2 separate regions of the Homo sapiens genome follow, and region 2 is linked to region 1. A link is an interaction called in ENCODE POLR2A ChIA-PET data of the cell type or tissue named here. Cell type or tissue: A673. All regions are shown on one strand. Each heading gives the region's core, and the rest is flanking DNA. Links, peaks and the distances in the headings are about the cores only.

Region 1 (5,380 bases), core at 260-5,259:
TGTTGCGGTCTGGAGGCAGAAATCCTCCTTCCTCGGGAGACCGTAGTCATTATTCTTAAGGTCTTCAACCGAGTGGCCCGCCCACCATATAGAGGGTCATCTGCTTTACTCAAAGTCTACTAATTAAATGTTAATCACATTCCAAAGTTTGCCTTCGTAGCAACAGCTAGACTTGTTTGTCCAAACCATGGGCACCACAGCCTAGCCAAGACGACATAAAATTAGCATCACATGGTCCCTTTCCCCTTTCTTGAAGGCCGGTGTGGTCCAGCCTCCAGCCCTTATCCTCACTCCTCTTTGCGCAATATTCTGCTCCTACGCATGCGCATGAGTCTTAGCCTCCTAGCTGGCTGCCTCACCTCCTTTGGATTTTTCTGGATGTCGCCTCAGAGCAGCTGCCTCTGACAGCCCCATTTAGGTAGCAAGCCTTCCTCCACCAGCACTCCCAGTCCTCTTCCATGCTCTATTTTTGGCCATATTCGTTCATATTCATGGGGAAAAAAATACAAACTTTTCTTATTTTGTTGTCCATCTCCCTTTCTAGAATATAAGCTCCAACAGGTAAGCTCTGTACGAGTATGATTGCTACCCCAGTACCTAGAACAGTGGTACTAGAACAGGGTAGTTGCTTAAGAAATACTGGTTGAGTTAATAATAGCTTGAATTTAAGTACTTATTAAGGACCATACGCTGTTCTAAACACTTTTTGTGTTTTGTTTTGAGACGGAGTTTAGCCCTGTCGCCCAGGCTGGAGTGCAGTGGCGCGATCTCGGCTCACTGCAAGCTCACCTCCCGGGTTCATGCCATTCTCCTGCCTCAGCTGCCAGAGTAGCTGGGACTACAGGCGCCCGCTACCACGCCTGGCTAATTTTTTTGTATTTTTAGTAGAGACGAGGTTTCACCGTGTTAGCCAGGATGGTCTCGATCTCCTGACCTACTGATCCGCCCGCCTCGGCCTCCCAGAGTGCTGGGATTACAGGCGTGAGCCACTGCACTCAGCTGTTCTAAACACTTTTAATGTATCATTTCATTTTTGCAATAATTTTACAAGGTAAGTTCTAATATCCCCATACACAGATCAGACAATTGAGGCACAGATCACTTATGGTGCTAGCTAGTATGTGAAAGAGCCAGAATTTTAATCCAAATGGTCTGACTCCAGAGACTGAATTCTTAGCCACTCTGTTATGCTGCTTTCCATGAGTGAATGAATTTTTTTTTTTTTTTTTGAGACGGAGTCTTGTCCTGTTTCCCAGGCTAGAGTGCGGTGGCGCGATCTCCGCTCACTGCAAGCTCCAGCTCCCGGGTTCACGCCATTCTCCTGCCTCAGCCTCCCGAGTAGCTGGGACTACAGGCTCCAGCCACCACGCCCGGCTAATTTTTTGTATTTTTTAGTAGAGATGGGGTTTCACCATGTTAGCCAGGATGGTCTTGATATCCTGACCTCGTGATCCGCCTGCTTCGACTGCCCGAAGTGCTGGGATTACGGGCGTGAGCCACCGCGCCCGGCCAAATTTTTTTTAAAAAGAATGAAAGAAGAATAATTGATTTGTACCCACACCAGAAACCATGAAATTTGGAGTCAGAAAAACCTAGGTTAACATTCCAGATTTGCTGTGTACTGGAATATATGATTTGGACAACTTTCTTTTCTCTCTCTCTTTAATTTTTATTTTTTCACACAAGGTCTCACTCTGTTGCCCAGGATGGAGTGGGAGTGCAGTGGCATGATCTCGGCTCACTGCAGCCTTCACCTCCAGAGCTCAAGAGATCCTCCTGCCTCAGCCTCCTGAATAGCTGGGACTACAAGTGTGCGCGCCAGGAGGCCCAGCTAATTTTATTTTTTTGTAGAGATGGGGTCTCCCTATGTTGGCCAGGCTGGTCTCAAATTTCTGGGCTCAAGCAATCCTCCCACCTCGGCCTCCCAAAGTGCTAAGATTACAAGCATGAGCCACCACACCTGGCCTGAACAAGTTTCTTAGATTTTTTTTTTTTTTTTTTTTTTTTTTGAGACGGAGTCTTGTTCTGTGGCCCAGGCTGGAGTGCGTTGGTGCAATCTCGGCTCACTGCAACTTCCGCTTTCCCGGTTCACGCCATTCTCCTGCTTCAGCCTCCCGAGTAGCTGGGAGTACAGGCGCCTGCCACCATGCCTGGCTAATTTTTTGTGTGTTTTTAGTAGAGATGGGGTTTCACCATGTTAGCCAGGATGGTCTCGATCTTCTGACCTCGTGATCCGCCCACCTCGGCCTCCCAAAGTGCTGGGATTACAGGCATGAGCCACCGTGCCCGACCAAGTTTCTTAGATTCTTGAAGTCTGAAGTTCCTAAGGACAGAGAAGGGGGAAAAAAATCGACCTTTTTTTTTCTTTTTTTTTTTTTTTTCATTTGAGACGGAGTCTTGCTCTGTCGCCCAGGCTGGAGTGAAGGGGCGTGATCTCGGCTCACTGCAACCTCTGCCTCCCGGGTTCAAAACGTTCTCCGGTCTCGGTCTCCCGAGTAGCTGGGTATTACAGGTGCCCACCATCATGCCTGGGTAATTGTTGTATTTTTAATAGAGACGAGGTTTCGCCATGTTAGCCAGGCTGGTCTCAAACTCCTGAGCTCAGGTGATCTGCCCGCCTCGGCCTCCCAAAGTGGTGGGATTACAGGCATGAGTCACCACGCCCGGGCAAAAAAAAAAAAAAAAAATCTACCTTTTTTTTTTTTTTTTTTGAGACGGAGTCTCGCTCTGTCGCCCAGGCTGGAGTGCACTGGCTCGATCTCGGCTCACTGCAAGCTCCGCCTCCCGGGTTCACGCCATTCTCCTGCCTCAGCCTCCCAAGTAGCTGGGACTACAGGCGCCCGCCACTACGCCCGGCTAATTTTTTGTATTTTTAGTAGAGACGGGGTTTCACCGTTTTAGCCGGGATGGTCTCGATCTCCTGACCTCGTGATCCGCCCGCCTCGGCCTCCCAAAGTGCTGGGATTACAGGCAAAAATCTACCTTTTAATCCACCATACGTTAGCTTCTTTAAAGCCCTTTTGTCACACTGGATCCGGTTTTATAAGCCATTACTGCCCTCTAGTGGTCAGTTGGAATAACGGCATAACTGCTATGATAAATACAAACTCCCCAAATGGTGTCGCCCAAAGGCTAGTAGTTTCTACAGATAAAACAGCCCATCGTTTTTTAGTCTCCTGGATGCTGTTAGTCTTCAAGGACTAAGATCAGGGTTTCTCCAAAGGAGCCAGGGAGGATCATCCCATGTAGGCCCTTGTAGGAGAGAATGGCTCCAGGGGAATTACCCTGATGAAAAATACGTCACCCACACTTCCACACCCAAACAAATGAGCAAAGGATAACAGGCTTGTTGGGACTCACAGCTCAGTTGTCCAGACCTTCAAAGAATATATTCTCACTATGTGATTCATTTTATGTGTCAACTTGACTGAGTCATGGACTGCTCGGTTTATTTGGTCAAACATTGTGAGTGTATCTGTGAGGCTGTTTTTGGATGGGATTAACACTTGACTGAATAAAGCAAACTGCATGCCCCCATGTGGGTGGCCCTCATCCAGTCAGACCTGAATAGAACAAAAAGGCCACCCCTCCCTCAAGTAAGAGGCAATGTCTCCTGCCTGACCGTATGAGCTGGGACATGGGTCTTTTCCATTCTATAGATTTGAACTGAAACATTGGCTTTTCTTGGATCTCAAGCCAGTAGACTTTCAGACTGGAACACACATTGGCTCTCCTGGGTCTCCAGCTTGCTAACTGCAGATCTTGGGACTTCTCAACCTTCATAATCACATAAGCCAGTTTCTCATAATAAATAAATGGGTCCTGGCCGGGTGCAGTGGCTCACGCTTGTAATCCCAGCACTTTGGGAGGCCAAGGTGGGCGGATGACAAGGTCACGAGTTCAAGACCAGCCTGGGCAATATGATGAAACCCAGTCTCTACTAAAAATACAAAAATTAGCTGGGCCTGGTGGCAGGCGCCTGTAGTCCCAGCTACTCGGGAGGCTGAGGCAAGAGAATCGCTTGAACCCGGGAGGTGGAGATTGCAGTGAGCCAAGATTGTGCCACTGAACTCCAGCCTGGGCGACAGAGCGAGACTCCATCTCAAAAAAAAAATAAATAAATAAAAATAAGTCCTGTTGGTTCTGTTTCTCTGGAGAGCCCTAATACATTTTTTTTTTTTTCGAGACAGGCTCTTGCTCTGTCACCCAGGCTGGAGTCCAGTGGCGCTATCTCGGCTCACTGCAACCTCCGCCTCCCGGGATCAAGAGAATCTCGTGCCTCAGCTTCCAAAGTAGCTGGGACTAAAAGCATGTGCCATCACACCCAACTAATTTTTGTATTTTTGGTATTGATGGGGTTTCACCACGTTGGCCAGGCTGGTCTCAAATTCCTGACCTCAAATGATCTGCCCGCCTCGGCCTCCCAAAATGCTGGGATTACAGGCGTAAGCCACCACGCCGAGCCCTGACTAATACATTCTGTTTTATACAAACTGTTTTTACTGGGTGGAAAAGAAGGGAAAACTGCCTAACTTGTTTTGTAATACTAGTATGCCCTTGTCATCAGCCCACGACAGGGCAATTAAAGGTAAGAACATTTTAGAACAAGCTTAGTTACGGTTATAGATACAAACATCCTAAATAATAAAACAGAATCCATATGACATCTAAATTAGAAGCAAATATGTAGTAGAGTTTAGCCAAAAATGCAAGGATAGGTTAACAACAGGGAAAGAATTCCTGTTCTGAACCTTAATACATTAAAAGATAAAAAGTATATAATCACTTAAATAAATAATCATTTGATGAATTCATTCATTTTTCAAATCTTAGCAAATTAGGATTAGTAGGATAATACCTTAACCCTATAAAGGATATTTGCCAAATTCCTAAACATCAAATTCAACGGTGAAACTCTAGCATTCCCATAAAAGTTAAAAATATGAATGCCCTTTATTCAAAATTTGATGGGCATTTCTAGCTAATGTAATAAATATAATAGAAATCAGAGGCTTAGGAAGTAGGAAGAGGTAACACCATTCTTATATGCATGATTCATTTTCTATTTGGAAAATAAAAATCTACATGCAGAGCATTAGAATTGATAAGAGTATTTGACAGGTTAGTTGAATACAAGATCATCCCACACATTCTGACAGCACTCTTGTTAATTGCTTATTGGAGTAACAACAAATAAGAACATATTGTGTCCAGAGTCGGTTCCTTCTGGTGGGTTCTTGGTCTCACTGACTTCAAGAATGAAGCTGTGGACCTTCCCGGTGAGTGTTACAGCTCTTAAAGATGGCACGGGCCCAAAGAGTAAGCACCAGCGAGTTTTATTATGAAAAGTGAAAGAACAAAGCTTCCACAGCTTGGAAGG
Region 2 (5,380 bases), core at 92-5,091, 210 kb after region 1:
ATACAGGGTTTCACCATCTTGGCCAGGCTCGTCTCGAACTCCTGACCTCAGGTGATCCACCCACCTCAGCCTTCCAAAGTACTGGGATTACAGGCGTGAGCCACCGCCCCCAGCCTCTTCCAGGGCTTTTCTCATGTGCACATGAAGATGCCTAAGCTTGCTTTCTATGTGGCAATAAATCAATCAATCAATCAATCAATCAATCAATCAATCAAATGAAGGCGTTTACAAGACTTTCTTATTCTGTTTTCATAGTAGGATACCTAGGTCCCCCGGTAGAAACTTCAAGTATACTGAGACCCTGATCCTGGGCTCTGCTCAACCTGAATTAGGAATGAAAATAATCCTAAGGAAGCCTGATGCTGCACCTATTAGAACCCAGCAGCCCAGCCTCAAAGACAAGAAAGGAAAAGACCAACTGGTTTGGGTGCTTTATATGCACCACTGGGTGAAGTGAACCACTATGAGAAACTCGCAGACCCTAAAGAGGTCTGTCAGTCAATTTTTCCCATTGTTCGTTCGTTCGTTCTTTCTTTCTCTTTCTTTCTTTTCTTTCCTTCCTTCCTTTCTTTTCTTTCTCTCTTTCTTTCTCTCTCTCTCTCTCTCTCCCTCCCTCCCTCTCTCTCTGTCTTTCTTTCTTTTTTTTTTGAGACAGGGTCTCACTCTGTTACACGCTGGACTGCGGTGGCATGGACGCAGCTCACTGCAGCGTCAACGTCCTAGGATCAAGTGATCCTCCTGCGTCAGCCTCCTGTGTAAGCTGGGACCACAGCATGTGCCGTCATGCCTAGCTAATTTATTTATTTTTTATAGAAGGGCCGCCTCATTTTGTTGCCCAGGCTGGTCTCGAACTCCTGGGCTCAAGTGATCTGCCCACATCAGCCTCCCAGAATGCTATGATTATAGGTGTGAGCCACTGTGCCTGGCCCCATTGTTCATTTTATCACTGAGAGGTAGAATGCCAAGTCTGAAGCATGACCCAAATACACAACAATATAAATACATATGAAAAACAAGTGAATGAAGGTGCATCCAGGTTTCTTGATAATGCTCACCAGTATGATGCCCAAACCATCAAATACTTTCTGAGTGAGAAGTCACATGGTTCTTGCGGGGAGCAGGGGGCAAAGGAGGGGTTGGTTTAAGATTCAGAATGATCTCAGTTCAAGTAAAACCTACGTAGGGAATTTCAAAATGAGGAAAATCTCTTGTTATCATCAGAGACTTAACATATATATATATATATATATATATATATTTTTTTTTTTTTTTTACCCTTCCCAGGAAGGTCACTCTAGGGGAATTCTTTGGCTCAAGTTTCAGTGATAAAAACGTCCTTCCTTTCTTGTTAGCCTCCTGTTAGACACATACAATTCCTTTTCCTCAATAACCAGACTCCCTTGTTCAGGAAAACGGAATTTCCTGAAGAGATTTGCCAAAGTCTTTTCTTTCCAGCTTTCTGAAAACAAGCTCAATCCTCTCATTAGTGATTTCTAGAATGGCTTCTTCCTTTCTACTTCCAACAGAGAGCTGAACCTGGTAAAGATCCTAACTCAGGAAGCCTGAGATCTCTGCCTGGTTTGAGTGGAAAGGAACTCTCTTCCACTCCCATGTGATAGAATCTGGTCTGCCAGTGAGGACCTACTAATCATTCAGAAGCAACTGAGGGAAAGCCTTTCCTAGGAATAATGTATTTTAGTATTCCACATTCATTTAAGGAAGAAATAATTTTCCCCACAGACTGCAGATCCATGGATCTATCAGCAAGACTGTACAGTCCCAAGTAAGACTGGGGGGTTCTTCACAGGCCTAACTCATCTGTCTATTCTAGCTCCCATGGAGTTAGCTGGGTTAAAGCAGAGTTTCCGTCTCCCAGATTCATATCCTCTTCTCTTGTGCAGATTCTGTGCTAAAAGTATGATTCCATTAAAAAAAGAGCTGAAAACTTACAGCTAATGCTGTTTTTAAAAATATTTATCTTCATCTTTGTTTTTACCTTATTAAAAATAATTTGAATCTGAAAACAGAGTCATACTTTATAAATCTGGTCTGCTGCTGGAGTAAGGAAAGATTAATCTATGGCTGGACTATAATACATTAACCCAGGAACTCCACACTCAAATCATGAAAATGACTCAGTCCTCAGAATGGGTCCAAAAAGACCTTCCCTTTATGCGGCCTCCTGGGGACTATGGAACTGACACACAGAATTTTTCTCCTCTCATTGTTTTCACTTCCGATGAGCTCAGCATGAGTTCAGCCAAGAATATGCTCCTCCCCTCCTGACCAAAGATTTTTGCTGGGAGAAGGCAAAAACTCTTTCCAAAGCTTTTGACTTCCCTACAAGGTGGACAGGTGGAACAGGGCTTTTGATTTGCATCCCCAACTTGAGGGTGGATACTGATCATTTTATGGTAACTACCTACTGACTTGACAATGGACTACACACAGGACACTCCACCACCCTTCTCCCTTCTCCCACTCTTCTTCCAGGCTTGCCTTGTCAACACCAGTCCACTGTTGATGAACACACTCTGCAAGAGCCCAGCCGATCAGTGTCCAGTCCCAGCCTTCACATCCAGAGTATCTGAGGTGGAAGGCTTATTTTTAGAAATCAGTGAAACGAATTTGGCTATGACAAGCAACTAAGTGCTATTGAACTCTGAGCACTATTAGGCAACATACTAGGATAGAAATAAGATAAAGTAATGCCCAGTAATTTTTTGAAATCTTCCAGCAACATCAAAAGTCAGAATGTCTCTAGAAACCAAGGATTAAATGAAAAGGAAAAGATGACTTGTCCTCAAATCCAAACACTATTTATGCCTGCATGTGGACTCTTTTGTACATTTTAGCTCATATCTAATGCAATTTTAACAGGCCTGTTTATCTCATTTTCTAGCTCAGTGAAGATTAGAAGGGAGGAATAGACTACACAGACCAAATGACAGCAGTGAAAAGTGATAGCAGTAGGAAATAATAACCAATATCATGGTGGTGGGCAGAAATCCCAAAATTACCTCCTCCTCTCCACACACACATGCACAGCCAATCCAACCAGTATAATACTATAGAGGCCCTAAACAATAACTTCAATATAGAAATCAAAGTGCACAGTAATTTGGGAATACTTAATACAAAGCAGCTCCAAATGTGTCTCACATCCTTGAGAATATCACCATAGTATAGACAGTACAACCATTTAAATAATGTTAACCTGCACTCATTAAAAAAAACTTATGCATAATACATATTTAGAAAATTAGGCAAATTGAGTTTAAAATAATTCCTATATAAACCAGAACCTGGTTAGATGAAACTATTTTGTGTGTTTTTTTTTTTTTGAGAAGGAGTCTCACTCTGTCACCCAGGCTGGAGTGCAGTGGCGCCATCTTGGCTCACTGCAAGCTCCACCTCCTGGGTTCATGCCATTCTCCTGTCTCAGCCTCCCGAGTAGCTGGGACTACAGGCGCCTGCCACCATACCCAGCTAATTTTTTGTATTTTTTTTTAGTAGAGACAGGGTTTCACCGTGTTAGCCAGGATGGTCTCGATCTCCTGACCTCGTGATCCACCCGCCTCGGCCTCCCAAAGTGCTGGGATTACAGGCGTGAGCCACCGCACCCGGCTGATAAAACAAAACTATTTTGGAGCCTAAAGGGATAAGTTTCAGTTTTCTAAAAATTTCATTGAGTTGGTTAGATGGTTAATTCTAAATAGCCTGGATGCAAGTAAATTGGATAACTGAAGCATACCTGTAGAAGAAAGTCTCTGCTTTTGAGACACTTATAACAAAAGAGGAAAGAAAAATGTGCAAGCTGAAACAGGGAAGGCCACACTACCACTAGAAAGGAAGTTTCTAAGAGGAATGCACTGCTTCACGGGTTTACGTTTTCTCTACCTACCCTTTCCTTATCTGGGTGCCTCAAGAAACCCAAATACGATGACTCCTCTTGCTCAAAATTGTACTATCTCCAAACATGGTAAGAAGGCCTTCAGCCAATGTCCCACTTTAGTGCTGAATTTCTCCCAAGCTCCTAGAGGGGCCCTTCTGAAACAGCCACATTTTTGCACTTGGATCCTGTCTACAAAACTGTGACGTCTCTAGGACTACGTGGCTCTGAGCTGGTGTCAACATTACCTCTGCATCCATGTTTTTAAGATAAATAACGCTGGCAAGCAGGGTCTCTGAGATCACAATTTTACTTTAATGGCAGGAGTGTTAACTGTGTAAGCAGGAATAATTAACTCTAGTGATGGAAACAAAGTGCTGAAAGTATCCTTTCCAAATCTATTCCATGTACAGTGGCAGAGTGAGAGACTTTTACGTATTTACCACAAGGAAAACTCTAGGGGCAACAGGTTAATATAGTGAGAACCAAGATCCAACAGATGTGCTCCTAACCCAGTAAATCCACACTTTTGGGTCATGTAATCATCTCCTGTTACTTTAATTTATACTCACACAATCTCAGGAATGGAGATTTTGGCTCAGGCAAAGAATTAAAGTATTTTTGCAATTAAGGCAGTACTTCTCAAACTTCTTTCCTATAGGCAAAGAACTTGTACTCTTGAGGAGTCTGGGATGTATTATTAAGCTGCTTACTATATAAATGGGAGATTTATTTGAAGTGTCATGTTTTATCTTAACAATTAATGATAATTTTATGTTTTATTCCATAATATATCAAATATACATCAATATCCTCCCCTAAAATCTATGTAAAATAAACCCTTTAGGAAGATGAGACTATGTTTAACTTACGGCTTTTCATACCTCAATTTGAAAAACAGGGGGCTGAGTGCGGTGACTAATGCCTGTAATCCCAGCACTTTGGGAGGCTAGGGCGGGTGGATCACTTGAGGTCAGGAGATCGAGACCAGCCTGGCCAATATGGTGAAACCCCATCTCTACTAAAAATATAAAAATTAACCAGGCGTGGTGGTGAGCGACTGTAACCCCAGCTACTTGGGAGGCTGAGGCAGGAGGATCACTTGGACCCCGGAGGTGGAGGTTTCAGTGAGCCTAGATCGCCCCACTGCACTCCAACCTGGGCTACAGAGCAAGACTCTGTCTCCAAAAAAAAAAAAAAAAAAAAAAAAACACACAAAAACCAGAGACCTGAAGATACATTCACTGCTATTACAAAATCTGGTAATCTGAAATCTCAAGAAATCCTAAAAGGAAATTCTTAGAGTAAGAGATAAGACTTGGACATTTCTTTCTATATCCTTAATTGGTTATAAAGACTGAAATAAACTACAATAGAAAAATGCTCTGGCTGGGCGTGATGGCTCATGCCTGTAATCCCAACACTTTGGTAGGCTGAGGTGGGCGGATTGCCTGAGCTCAGGAGTTTGAGACCAGCCTGGGAGACATG

The links. ChIA-PET counts read pairs that join two places held together with the same protein. Peaks named below come from ENCODE experiments on the same cell type or tissue, not always from the same donor. Only the 100,000 strongest peaks of a DNase experiment are listed, where the experiment ranks them.
Region 2: POLR2A ChIA-PET joins it to region 1 with 11 read pairs; 3 of 35 experiments call an interaction of 5 or more read pairs at or near these places.

What each region holds. Positions count from the first base shown.
Region 1 is chr1:39,604,044-39,609,423 of GRCh38, reverse strand. No RefSeq gene overlaps it. Among named protein-coding and RNA genes, the nearest start is that of PABPC4, 30 kb to the right of the region's middle. In A673, for the core only: a CTCF peak has its summit at 3,070 (motif pointing left); a DNase peak (open chromatin) is centred at 3,053.
Region 2 is chr1:39,389,075-39,394,454 of GRCh38, reverse strand. All of the region lies in intron 58 of MACF1 (microtubule actin crosslinking factor 1), which reads right to left. Among named protein-coding and RNA genes, the nearest start is that of BMP8A, 100 kb to the left of the region's middle. In A673, for the core only: no CTCF peak of the experiment used is centred there; a DNase peak (open chromatin) is centred at 2,204; H3K4me3 peaks cover 1,181 bases; H3K27ac peaks cover 3,052 bases.